Regions from separate parts of the Homo sapiens genome. Here region 1 is linked to region 2. The links are chromatin loops, found by intact Hi-C in ENCODE. Cell type or tissue: psoas muscle. All regions are shown on one strand. Each heading gives the region's core, and the rest is flanking DNA. Links, peaks and the distances in the headings are about the cores only.

What was found. A loop is a pair of places that touch in the nucleus more often than their neighbours do. Peaks named below come from ENCODE experiments on the same cell type or tissue, not always from the same donor. Only the 100,000 strongest peaks of a DNase experiment are listed, where the experiment ranks them.
Region 1: a loop joins it to region 2, with 4 times the contacts of the local background. A loop is called at or near these places in 3 of 110 quality-filtered maps.

What each region holds. Positions count from the first base shown.
Region 1 is chr9:21,804,566-21,810,490 of GRCh38, reverse strand. The region is part of intron 1 of MTAP (methylthioadenosine phosphorylase); the gene reads right to left. Among named protein-coding and RNA genes, the nearest start is that of MTAP, 4.9 kb to the right of the region's middle. RefSeq lists a cis regulatory region at 5,281-5,282 and an enhancer at 5,210-5,354. In psoas muscle, for the core only: no CTCF peak of the experiment used is centred there; no DNase peak of the experiment used is centred there.
Region 2 is chr9:22,047,174-22,053,098 of GRCh38, reverse strand. It overlaps CDKN2B-AS1 (CDKN2B and CDKN2A antisense cis and trans regulatory RNA 1), which reads right to left. Exons shown (of 19, transcript NR_003529.4): 6 at 3,871-3,993. Among named protein-coding and RNA genes, the nearest start is that of CDKN2B, 41 kb to the right of the region's middle. In psoas muscle, for the core only: no CTCF peak of the experiment used is centred there; a DNase peak (open chromatin) is centred at 3,558.

The DNA of each region.
Region 1 (5,925 bases), core at 357-5,356, 240 kb after region 2:
CTCATTGGGTTGGATTAGTTCCAGTGAGAGTGGGTTGTTATGAAGCAAAGTTTGTCTCTTTTTTGTTTCCTTTTCCTATCTCCCTCGTCTCCCTTTCATTTCTTTTAAATAAACCTCTTCTCTTTATAAATTACCCTGTCTCAGGTATTCTGTTATAGCAACAGAAAACAGACTAAGAAAACTGTTGTCCTTACAAGAGATTGGGATATAACCACATACAGAGGGAAGACCCTGTGAAGACAAATGGAGAACATTGCCATGTACAAGCCAAGCAGACTGACCTTACAAGAAATCCACCTTGATCTCACCTTGATCTTGGACTTCTAACCTCCAGCGCTGTGAGGAGATAATGCTTCTGTTGCATAAGCTACCCATTCTGTAGTGCTTTGTTATAGCAGGCCTAGCGAACTAATACAGTGACTCTATATTTTAGTCAGAGAAGCTTGGATGATGCAAGCGCTCAAAACATCCATGGTTTTTATTTGAGCAAATGCCCCTTGAGAAGTACAGATATCAGTCTAAAGGGCAGACACCCTCTTAAAGACACACTTCACCTGCTGAAATGGCCAGATATTTTTAGAGGAGGACTCTCCCTAATGCATACTTTGTTAGAGCTCTCCTTTGCCTGTGGAGCAACAGTGGGAGCCACCCACCCTCCTGAACCAGCTGCTGGATACTAGGACATTCCCCTTCTCTAGCTTTCAATACCAAAGCCCAGGCCTCAGGGATTCTGATTAGTTGGGCAAGGCGTAGTTTGTTTTTAAAGCTCCGCAGGTGGTTCTAAAGTGCCCTCAGAACTAAGCAACCTGCTCTAGGGCCTAGACCATAAATTTCTTTCTTTTTTTTTTTTTTGAGACGGAGTCTCACTCTGTCGCCCAGGCTGGAGTGCAGTGGTGCGATCTCGGCTCACTGCAAGCTCCGCCTCCCAGTTTCACACCATTCTCCTGCCTTAGTCTCCCAAGTAGCTGGGATGACAGGAGGCTGCCACCGTGCCCGGCTAATTTTTTGTATTTTTAGTAGAGACGGGGTTTCACCATGTTAGCCAGGATGGTCTCAATCTTCGGATCTTGTGATCCGCCCGCCTCAGCCTCCCAAAGTGCTGGGATTACAGGCATGAGCCACCGCGCCCGGCCCCTAGACCATAAATTTTTAAAACGTGGGCTGAGTGTGGCAAGCTGAACAATGCCCCTGTCCCAAGAGATCCTAGCTACATCCTAATTCCCAGAACCTGGGAATGTTACCTCAAATATGATTAAATCCAGGATCTTGAGATGGGGAGATTATCCTAGATTACCTGGGTGGGACCTAAATGAAATCACAAGGAGGCAAGAAGGTCAAATGAGGAAGAAAGTGATATAATGATAGAAGCAGAGGGAGAGAAAAGGGGACATGATGTGGGGCCATGGGCCAAGAAGTGCTGGTGCCTCCAGAAGCTGAAAAAGGCAAGGAAATAGGTTTTCCCCATAAGCAAGAGAAACTTATCTTCTCACAGTTCTGGAGGCTAGAAGTCCAACATTAAGGTGAGATTGGGATTGATTTCTTCTAAGGTCAGTCTCCTTGGCTTGTAGATGGCAGCGTTCTCCATGTGTCTTCACATGGTCTTCCCTCTGTATGTGTCCGTGTCCCAATCTCTTACAAGCACAACATTTTTCTTAGTCTGTTTTCTGCTGCTATAACAGAATACCTGAGATAGGGTAATTTATAAAGAAAAGAGGCTTATTTAGCTCATGGTTCTACAGGTTCAGAAGACTGAAAAAGGCAAGGAAATGGTTTTTCTAAGAGGAACCAGCCCGATACACATGTTAATTTTAGCCCTGTAAGACTCATTTTGGATTTGTGGACTCCAGAACTGTAAGAGAATACGTTTGTGTGTGTGTGTGTGTGTTTTTTTTTTTTTTGGAAACAGAGTCTCACTTTGTCACCCAGGCTGCTGGAGTGCAGTGGTGAAATCTCAGCTCACTGCAGCCTCAACCTCCTGGGTTCAAGTGACCCTCCTACCTCAGCCCCCAAGGAGCTGAACTACAAGCGTGCACCGCCACGCCTGGCTAATTTTTTTGTTTTTTTTTTTTGCAGAGATGAGGTTTCACCATGCTGCCCAGGCTGGTCTTGAACGCCTGAGCTCAAGCAGTCTATCCACCTCAGCCTCCCAAAGTGCTATGATTACAGGCATGAGCCACCATGCCCGGCCTCATGTGTGTTGTCTTAAGCCACTCCATTTGTGAAAATTGTTATAGCAGCAACAGGAAACTATAACACTAAGGGAAGAACTTGTTAAAAATGTAGATGGCCACCCTTTCCAAAGCTCTCTAGGTCAGTGGCTGTCAAACTTCGGTGGACATCTGAATATTCTAAGGCTTGTCAAAACCTAGATTGCTGGGCCCCAGCCCCAGAGTTTCTGATTCACTGGGACTGGGGTGGGGCCTATGAACTTGCATTTCTAGCAAATGACCAGGTGATATGAATGCATGACACGCTTTGAGAACCACTGCTTTAGATGCTTTTGAGGCACAGGCTGGAATGCCATGACTACAACCACAGGTGAGGATCCAGAATCCACTGCATACAAACATTTTCCTTAACTGCTTCCTCAGCTGTACCTATAGGGTAAGATTTTTACTAATCCATAAAATTATCAAGAGAATAAAATGAAATAATGTATTACCATCAGTCTCTGTTTCTGTATACCCTACCACTCCTGGCAAAAATAAAAAATCAAAATAAACTTCCTCAAAGCAACAAAAAAAGCCCTTATTTCCTCCTTTTACTCTGCTGAGCAGTACAAAACCTGGCTGCTCCTACCTCTCTTCAGCAGGTAGTCTTTTTTGGGATTTAGCCTTGGGGTCCTCAACTAAATGTCAAACAGCTCTCCTGGGGGTATCTGGAAACAGGGCTATTTCTGGCTGTCATGACTAGGGGGAGTGCTACTGGCATTTCTGTGGAGGAGGTTAAGGGTTGTACTCCATGTCCTGCAATGCTTGGGACAGTCCTACAAAAGAAATAATTGTCCTGCCCAAAATGCCCTTGTGTCCCTAGGCAAAAAAAATGAAGGCTTGTTGGTCATGTGATTTTCAACTGGGGCCTGCAGGTTGTCCTCAGTTTCAGATAGCCACACAAGGACTCTCAGGCTGAAGGCCCTTGCAGGCCACACTCAAGACAGCAAAGCAGGGAGTGTAAAGGCCCATATTCCACAGTCTACAAACCATGACTTGTCCATCTCCCTTAATATCATTATGTTGATAGCTCACTACCAACCTACAATGGGACCATATCCCCTCCTTGTCACAGCAACCATGATTAACAAGTTGTTGTTATTATTATTATTATTTTGAGACAGGATCTTACTCTGTCGCCCAGGCTGGAGTGCAATGGCGCAGTCTCTGCTCACTGCAACCTCTGCCTCCTGGGCTCAAGAGATTCGCCCACCTTGGCCTCCTGAGTAGCTGGGATTACATGCGTGCAGCACCGTGCCTGGCTAATTTTTGTATTTTTTGTAGAAATGGGGTTTCACCATGTTGCCCAGGCTGGTCTTGAACTTCTGAGCTCAGGTAATCTGCCCAGCTGGGCCTCCCAAAGTGTTGGGATTACAGGCATGAGCCACCGCGCCTGGCCAAGTCTTATTTTTAATCTCCCAGAATGAAAGCTGGGAGGCTGCCCAGGGGAGCCATGGTACACTGCAGGAGCCCTCCAGAATGCCCTGTATCTGGGTGCCAAAGACTGGTTTGGCCCTCTGTCAGGAATACCACCTGCCCTTGGCTGATGCTGGAGGACAATGTCTCCCTGAGGTCCTCTCAGACAATGGCAGTGTTAATCCCATAGCCTCTGGCTCCTGCTGCCTCTCTCCATGGCTACCCCCCAGGTAATATCCTCACTCCCTGCCTGGACCATCTCTCACTGCAGTGAACCACAAAAAAGATTGCTTGAATTACTCTCACTCCAGGTGGCTTCCTCCCTCCCTCAACCTGCCACCCACTCTGCTCCTACAGCAAAGAGGCCCCTCAGCATCCCAGCCTCTGGCCCCCTAACCAGCAGTATCTGGGAGGAAGGAATCCTACACTCACCCTCCTTGGCTCCAAGGAGTCACTCGTGGCCCCTTATCGCCCACTTTGAAATGATCCACCAGTATCATCATCTTTTTGGTTTTCCAGGTCAAAAGCAGAAATCATCCTGTTCTTCTTCCTGCACTCCCCACATCTTATCCATCTCTGTGTTCTACCTGCAAATTCTATCCCCAATCTGATTATTCCTCACCACCTCCATGGCTCCCACCCTAGACTTCAGCCCCAGCACCAAGACTTCTGGCCTGATCTCTTAGCTCTTCCCCTGCCCACAGGCTATTCTGTATACAACAGCCAGAGTAATCATTTTAAAATGTAAATCAAATGCTGCCTCCCACTCTTAACCCTTCAACAGTTTCCAAAACATTTAAAATCAAAATTCTTGATCGCGGTCTACAAGGATGGCCTTATGAGCTGCATCCACCCAATTCTCACTGTGCATCCGTGATTTCCATTCCTACCACACTGAGCTCACTTCTGCGACATCTTGGTTTTCGCTCTCCTACCCCCATCTCTCTCCTCAGGTCTTCACTTGGATCTTTACCCTTTATCCCTATTTTCACTATCAGCTTAAGTCCATTCAGGCTGCTATAACAAAATATCTTAGGACTGGGTGGCTTATAAACAGCAGAAATTTCTCATAGTCTGGAGGCTTAGCAAGTTCAAGGTCACAGCAGATTCAGTGTCTGAGGAAGGCCCACGTTTTGGCTCATAGATGGTGTCCTCTCACTTAGTAGAGGGAATAAGGCAGCTCTCTGGGGCCTCTTTTGTAAGGGCACTGCTTCCATTCATGAGGGCTCCACCTTTATGACCCCAATCACGCCCAAAGGCCCCATCTTCTAATACCATCACATTGGCGATTAGGTTTCAACATACAGATTTTGGAGGCAGACTACTGCACAGCTTAAAATCCACCTCCCTAGGAGTCTTTTCTGACACCCCTCACCCAATGGAATCTTACTGCTGTTTCACTTTCATGTCAGTTGGTTTCCCACCCTGACTAGAATATAAACTTGAAGAAAATAAATAAAGGCCTCGCTTACTCAAAGCTGCATCCCCATTGTCTAGCAGGTATTCAATAAATATTTTTGAATAGGATTCCACCAGTAGATGGCTAGATTTGAAAGATATGCCAAATATACTGCCAATCCAAAACTCAGTGGAATCTTTCACTTGCATGAGTTAACTGCACCTCTAAAATTGAGAATGAATTTAAGATCCACCCCGTTAATATCTCTATTTTAAGAAGAGAGGTACTTGGGCTGACATTAAAGGAGTACCTGGAACTGGGCTGAGTGTGTTACATGTTACTGTATTTAAATCCAGCAACCTCTCAAAGGACCTGCCAGTGACACCAATGGGGTTCAGACACACATGTGCCTCCTATACCTATACCTGGGTGGTGTGCAGTGGGCACTGGAGGCAGCCTGCTTTCTGCATACCCTCTGCCTCCCTCTTCAAGATGGACATTCTATCAAGTGCTCATTTTAATTGTGCATTAGGTCACAAGAAAACAGGGCAGAGACCACACTTCAGATTTCAGAAATGCCTCACATCTAGTTGGTGGAATGCCAGGCTCTAGGCCCAATTCTGTCATTATCTAGGTCCAGCTGTGTAATTCTGGATACTTAGCTGACCTTTCTGGGCCTCAACTTTACACCCGCAAAACGGGTTTGTGTGGCTATATGGATGGTCTTGAAGGAACACTCCAGCCCCATCATTCTATAATTTGGGAATAGGATGTGGTTTTTATTAACCTATTTTGCTCTGGACACTGGCACCTCACATCTTCTATACAGAATGTTGCCTTAGAAGTCTGGGGAATACGGTGCTGGCATCATGGAATCTCTACGGCAAAGCTGTCATCTGT
Region 2 (5,925 bases), core at 604-5,603:
GAGAGTACAAGGTGATAACTACTGCAAATTCACAGAAGATTACATAAGTATAAATAGTCAACCTAACCTCCCTCTTCCTCTAACATTTTCTCACAAAACTAAAAAGTTTGGAAACTCCTTTTCTTAATGCTGGCGCCAGTTCAGCCACACTCTAGAAGGTATTGGTTTCATGAACTACAATGTGGAATCATCAAAATAAAGGGGCAGGATGAGAAAAAATGACAGCATGGGGCTTTGTGGTGTGTAGATTTAGTTGCTCATACAAGAACCTGGGAGGGGGAACCCCCCAAAAGATTAGTCACTTCATTTTATGTTGAGAACCCAATTCAGGTTAACAAAGTGTTGCCAACAAAGGAGATGAGAAAATGGCAGTATTCACTTGCTCTGGACTGAATAAACAAATGCGGGATTTGTGGGCTGACTAATGTCCTGGGATAAACCAGGCAGTCAGCCAAATTCTACGAGTTTTGATGAAAAGACAGCAAGCCCACACTTTTCTTCATGAAGAGTGCTCTGTGGGAGTATTGATGTCCACATGGGCAGCCTGGGTCTTCAACTTGCCTTAAAGATTCGCCCTTATCCAGCCACAGGAAATTCTCAATGCTTCTGTAATTGAAAACCTAGATCAAATGACAGAAGCTAAATTCCTTCTTCTTGAGAAGTGTTATCTGTCATGCATCTCTTTGTAGAAACGTGTTATCATTGTCCTTTTTTAAGCACTACATTACTCTGAAAATATACAGTTAGGTCACTAAAATGTGACTCTAGCTTTTCATTCATTCATTTCATTCACTGAATGCCTGCTATGCTCTAGGGACCATGTAGGGCTTTGTATATAGAACACTTAATGAGTCAGACATTGAAGCCCCCCATCCAGCCTCGAAATTCCAAGGGCACTGAAAAAAGTAAAATAGTACTTGTAATTTCATTGGGGGAAACTATTAAAATTTGAAATATTTTGGTGAGAGAGGCAATAAGTTTTTCAATTAAGGTCTTAATACAAGGTTGTAGGGAAGTCAGAAATGAGAATGTGGAGTTTCCTTTAATCTGGCCACCAGGATCCCCCACCATGATGTGAGGACCACAGTCATGATTTAACCTCAGGCTAAAATGGATTTTATTACAAACTGTGCAGCTAGTGAAATGTCAAGGGTTGTTTCACAGGATCTTAACTAACACAAGAAAAACTTCCTAGCAGCAGCTGATGCAAACTCCTTTAAATGTATACGTCTAATTTATCTATCCAGATAATAAATATACGTGGTATATGCAGGCTGAAAACAAAATCCCTGGAGTGTTTCGATGTGAGTATAATATACCTAGAAGCAAAAACTTCACTGATATAAAGGATGCATTTTATGAGTCTCCACAAAAATCTCCAACTTTTTATGAAATGTAAGGCCTTCTTAAGTAGTGTTTACTACATACAGCTTTCATAGTTCCTATATGAATACCTACTCTCCATGATTTATCAGCCTTCTAGAGTCCCAGTAGGATGCTGCCAAATTGCAAATTTGGAGAATTAGTTTTAAGAAACATTGTATATAACTGCCTTTGGAAGAAAATTCAGGTAGATTAGCAAAGATTTTAAGCAAGTCCTTTCACAAAAACCTGCAGAATTTCAAGGAGTCTGGGGTTTATGAAATCATCAAATCAATACCAAGTTTAACACATTTATGTTACTCTTATAAGCATAACTCTTTGGGAATAAAGGTATTACAAAAACAAGATTTGGAAAAGGAGGCTAGCTCTTGTTTAATTACTGTGAAGAGCAGAGAATTGAAAGAAAAACTACACACTAGTTGGAAAAGTGCTACTCGGGTTTAAAAAATAGAAAAAGAAAATCTGAGATTGGGATTGGACGATAAGCAGGTAGCAGAAGCAACAAAATGTCTCTTTCATTTTCAGCTCAGGGGGCCCCTTAAAGGAGCAGGCTGAAATGTACAGCCCACAAACCAGAGGAAGGCCTGCACAGGAAGTAGAGTGGAAATTACAGTTGAATGGACTCTGAAACAGGATGAAGCCAGTCCATGTGAGGTTCATGAAAACCAAGTAGACAATATGAACATCCAAGTGTTTCCTTGTGTCATTAACTCAATATTACATTCTGATTTCAAACACCATGGAACCACAGTGAAAAAGCTGCAAAAACGGTAGCCGTTTTTTCAAAACTTCTTTCTGCTGTTTGCTTGTCAGAGCTGATCAGACTCTTCCTTGAGCACTTTGCAGGTCACACACTGGATCCCACTGAGGTGAACTATTTGAAGGGTGATATCAGATTTCCCAGCAAAATTAGATAAGCAGATTGACATGGCAAGAAGCATGAGTTAGCATAAGGAGCTTCCCTAGACAGTGCCAGCGAATTAGGTGCCAAAAGCCTGAGGTGGTTATTAGAAAATGATTACCACCTCCAATTGTCTTAGTACAGACTTTTCACCGCCAGAAAACTGCTACAGAAGAAGCTAGCCAAAGCAATCACTGCTCTCCTAGGAAGCATTCACTGGGAGCTCTTGCTAACATCCCCACCGTTTGAAAGTGGCTAGACAGGACAGTGACAGCAATTCCTGTTGTCAATTAACGAGAAATTGCCCAACGGGATTTTAACTGTTAACTGGATTTCAGCCATGCTGCTCCCAAATACTCCTTTCCTTTGGTTACCTTTCAGCTGGGACTTCCTTGGCAGCCAAAGAAGTACTTCACTTCCACAGTCATCACAGCAGTACAGAGGAAGAAAAACTGAAAAGGGGTCAGGACTCCCTGGCTCTATACGTAATCAATTGCAAGGCCTCTGGCCAAGCCAGGCTGCTTTTCTGTCTTCCCTTCTCCTTTAATCATAAAATAGGATAATATAAAACCTACTTCACAGGATTATAGAAAAGGTCATAGGAAAGAACAGATGAGCTAAGTGCTATGGAAGGTACATACACATTTATGTACTTAAGTCTATGTGTGTGCATGTATGTGTACAGTATATACATTCAACTTTTTAATGTTTCCCAATTGCATAAAAGAGAAATACAGACTTAGCAATCAACTGGTTAAGTGATATGGACAATCTGGATATTTTAGAATAAAAATTCACCCCTTGGTTTGAGGACAAAAAGGCAATGTCTAAATTGTTCAGACCATTTTTAATTCTGCAAGTCCTAGCCATGGAGTCTATACAAGACTAAATTTTATGATTGCTAGGAAGCCAGAAAAAAAATATTTAAGGAAAAATAATAATAGCTACTAATTATTAAATGTTTACTATATGCTGGCCAATCTATGAAACGCTTTACAGATATTATTTTGCTTCCTCTTAGTTACAATCTTGTAAAGTATCTATTTAACAATACTATACATGATGCCTTAAGTGTATAAACAAATTTATTGTTGGAATTGAGATTCAGACTCAGGTCTGTCTTACTTCAGGGCCCTTGATCTTAATGTGAGTCATCCCAGCTCTCTGAAGAATGCCATTTTTCTCATCTGCCCTACTCTAGGATTTAGCATTTCCTTTTGCTGTTAAAAGTTGGCCCATGTGCCCTGGCTGGTGTGTGGGCCAGTCCCTGTGGGGCCCCTTGTGTAAGAGCAGATGTACTGGAGGGTGACATAGAGGATGCAGTGTGCAGAGAGTCCTAAAAGCAGAGGACAAAAGAAGCTTCACAAGGAAAGCACCTTTCGGACTTATACCCAGATTTAAAGGGCTGCATTTCTTTGATAAATGTCACAGAGGCTTGTGTTTGGACAGAGTAGGAAAGAACTCTTCCCATACTCTCCAGCCATTCCACTTAGACTAAAACTCTTCTTTAGATGTTTGGGAACAGTTGTTTGGCAACTTTTATTCAATTAGGGTTCATATCTAAAAGGTCGTTTCATATCTCCTACCTGTTACCTCTGATGGTTTCTTTGGAGTTAGATACATTCCAAATAGATCTCCCCGGTTTTCTTCTAGAAAGCAGTACTGACTCGGGAAAGGATTCCAGCACACCTAACAGTGATGCTTGAACCCTAGAAGAACCACATAGTGTATTAGCCTAGTCATTAGATATTATTTAGAAACACCACTGGAAAATATTAAATAATAGAATTTTAGAATTAAGATTGATACTAATAGGTAAAAAGTGAATATTTGTTGAGCTCTTAAAGAATGGCAAGCATAGTACTATACCTCTTACATGGATTATTTCACTTGTCTCACACTATCCCTAAGAGGCAAGAACTGTTATGATTTCCATTTTCAAATTAGAAGACTAAGTTTGCCATTAAATATTTCTCATTGTCAAAACAGCCACCAACATGACAAGGAAGAGTAGACCTCAGGCAAGAGTAATGCAAAATTTTCACAGAGCTATCCCTCCTTAACCTCCCCACTTCTCCTGTGTTCTCCCAAATGTCTTATTCCATCATCCAAGGTTGGTTACAAATTTCACTCATTTGTTGTACTTTTCCCCGATATGGATTGGATTGGTGACTGGATATCTCCCATGAAACTCGAAAAACAAGAAATTAAGACCTTAAAAGAAGAAATGAAAGATATTTAACTCTAAAAGACCTGAGAATGAACTATGACTCCAAGAAAAGTATGTACGTATATGTATGAAACTGATTGCAAAATGAAAAAATCCAGTGGAGACCTCTTATCTGCCAGACTAACCCCATGAACAGCCTCTTCCATGCAATTCAATGGAAATTATTCCACGGGAGTTATGTGAAAGAGAAGAGCAAAAAGTTTTGTTGAGAAATGCAGGATTGGGAGAGTTAGGCCAGCATCATGAGGAGCTTTGTTTGGTATGAGCACTTTAACCAGATCTCTCCCTTTCAGAGCCTGCCCCAGCTGAGATATTTCATACCAGCATCCACCTTAGAGGCACACACTTCTGCTGAGTGCATGGGCAATGGGATTAGGACGGAAAGACATTTACAGGATGACAGTGTTGAAAAGTTGTTGAAATCCAGCTCTAAAATATACCAATTATTTATGTCATATTTTGGGTTTCCAACTCAATATTTTCTCATCCAGGTCAGGCGCACTGACTCACGCCTGTAATCCCAGCACTTTGAGAGGCTGAGGCAGGTGGATACCTTGAGCCTAGGAGCTCGAGACCAGCCTAGGCAACATGTTGAAAACCCATCTCTACAAAAAAAAAAAAATACAAAAATTAGCCGCACATGGGAGTGCACATCAAATAGTCCCAGCTACTCAGAAGACTGAGGCAGGAGGACGACTATAGCCCAAGAGGTTGAGGCTGCAATGAACCATGATTGTGCCACTGCATTACAGCCTGGGCAACAGAATGATTCCCTGTCTAAAAAAAAAAAAGAAAGAAAAAAAAAGTTTTCTCATCAACAGTGTCTAACCACAGCAAAGCTGGATTGCAAAACCTCCTTAAAGGGAAAATATTTAGAAAAGAGTTATTTGGTTCTATAGTCTTTGTATCTAATTAGCTAAGTTTTGTTATGTATATGTGTAACATCTTCATAAAATGACAGAAGAATTTTGTACAGTATAAATGAGCTATAAGAATCATAATAAATAATAACTAATATATTTCAGCATTTGTAATGTACTATAATGTTATAGATTACTCGCTTCATAATTTTTGCTTGACTAATTCATCACAAGTGCTAAGTTCTTCAGCTCATTAGTTCTTGGAAGCATGGAGTTACCACTAGTAGTGAAAGGGTGCCTCTTTAATGCTCAGGTTGAAATTAAATCACAGAAATAGTTGCTTCTTTCTCACCAAATCACCAGCATGTGGTCTTTCCCTCTGAAACTTGTGAGGATGAAATATTTATATCAGCATATAAATGGATGCAAATAATGAGTGTCTCCTTTATGCATTTTGCTGCAACAATATACCTATACATAGTTTTAAGGCTTGGGAAAAGCTATTGGGTACAGACAAAATAAAGAGGAGAAAAGAAAAAGGAAGGGAAAGG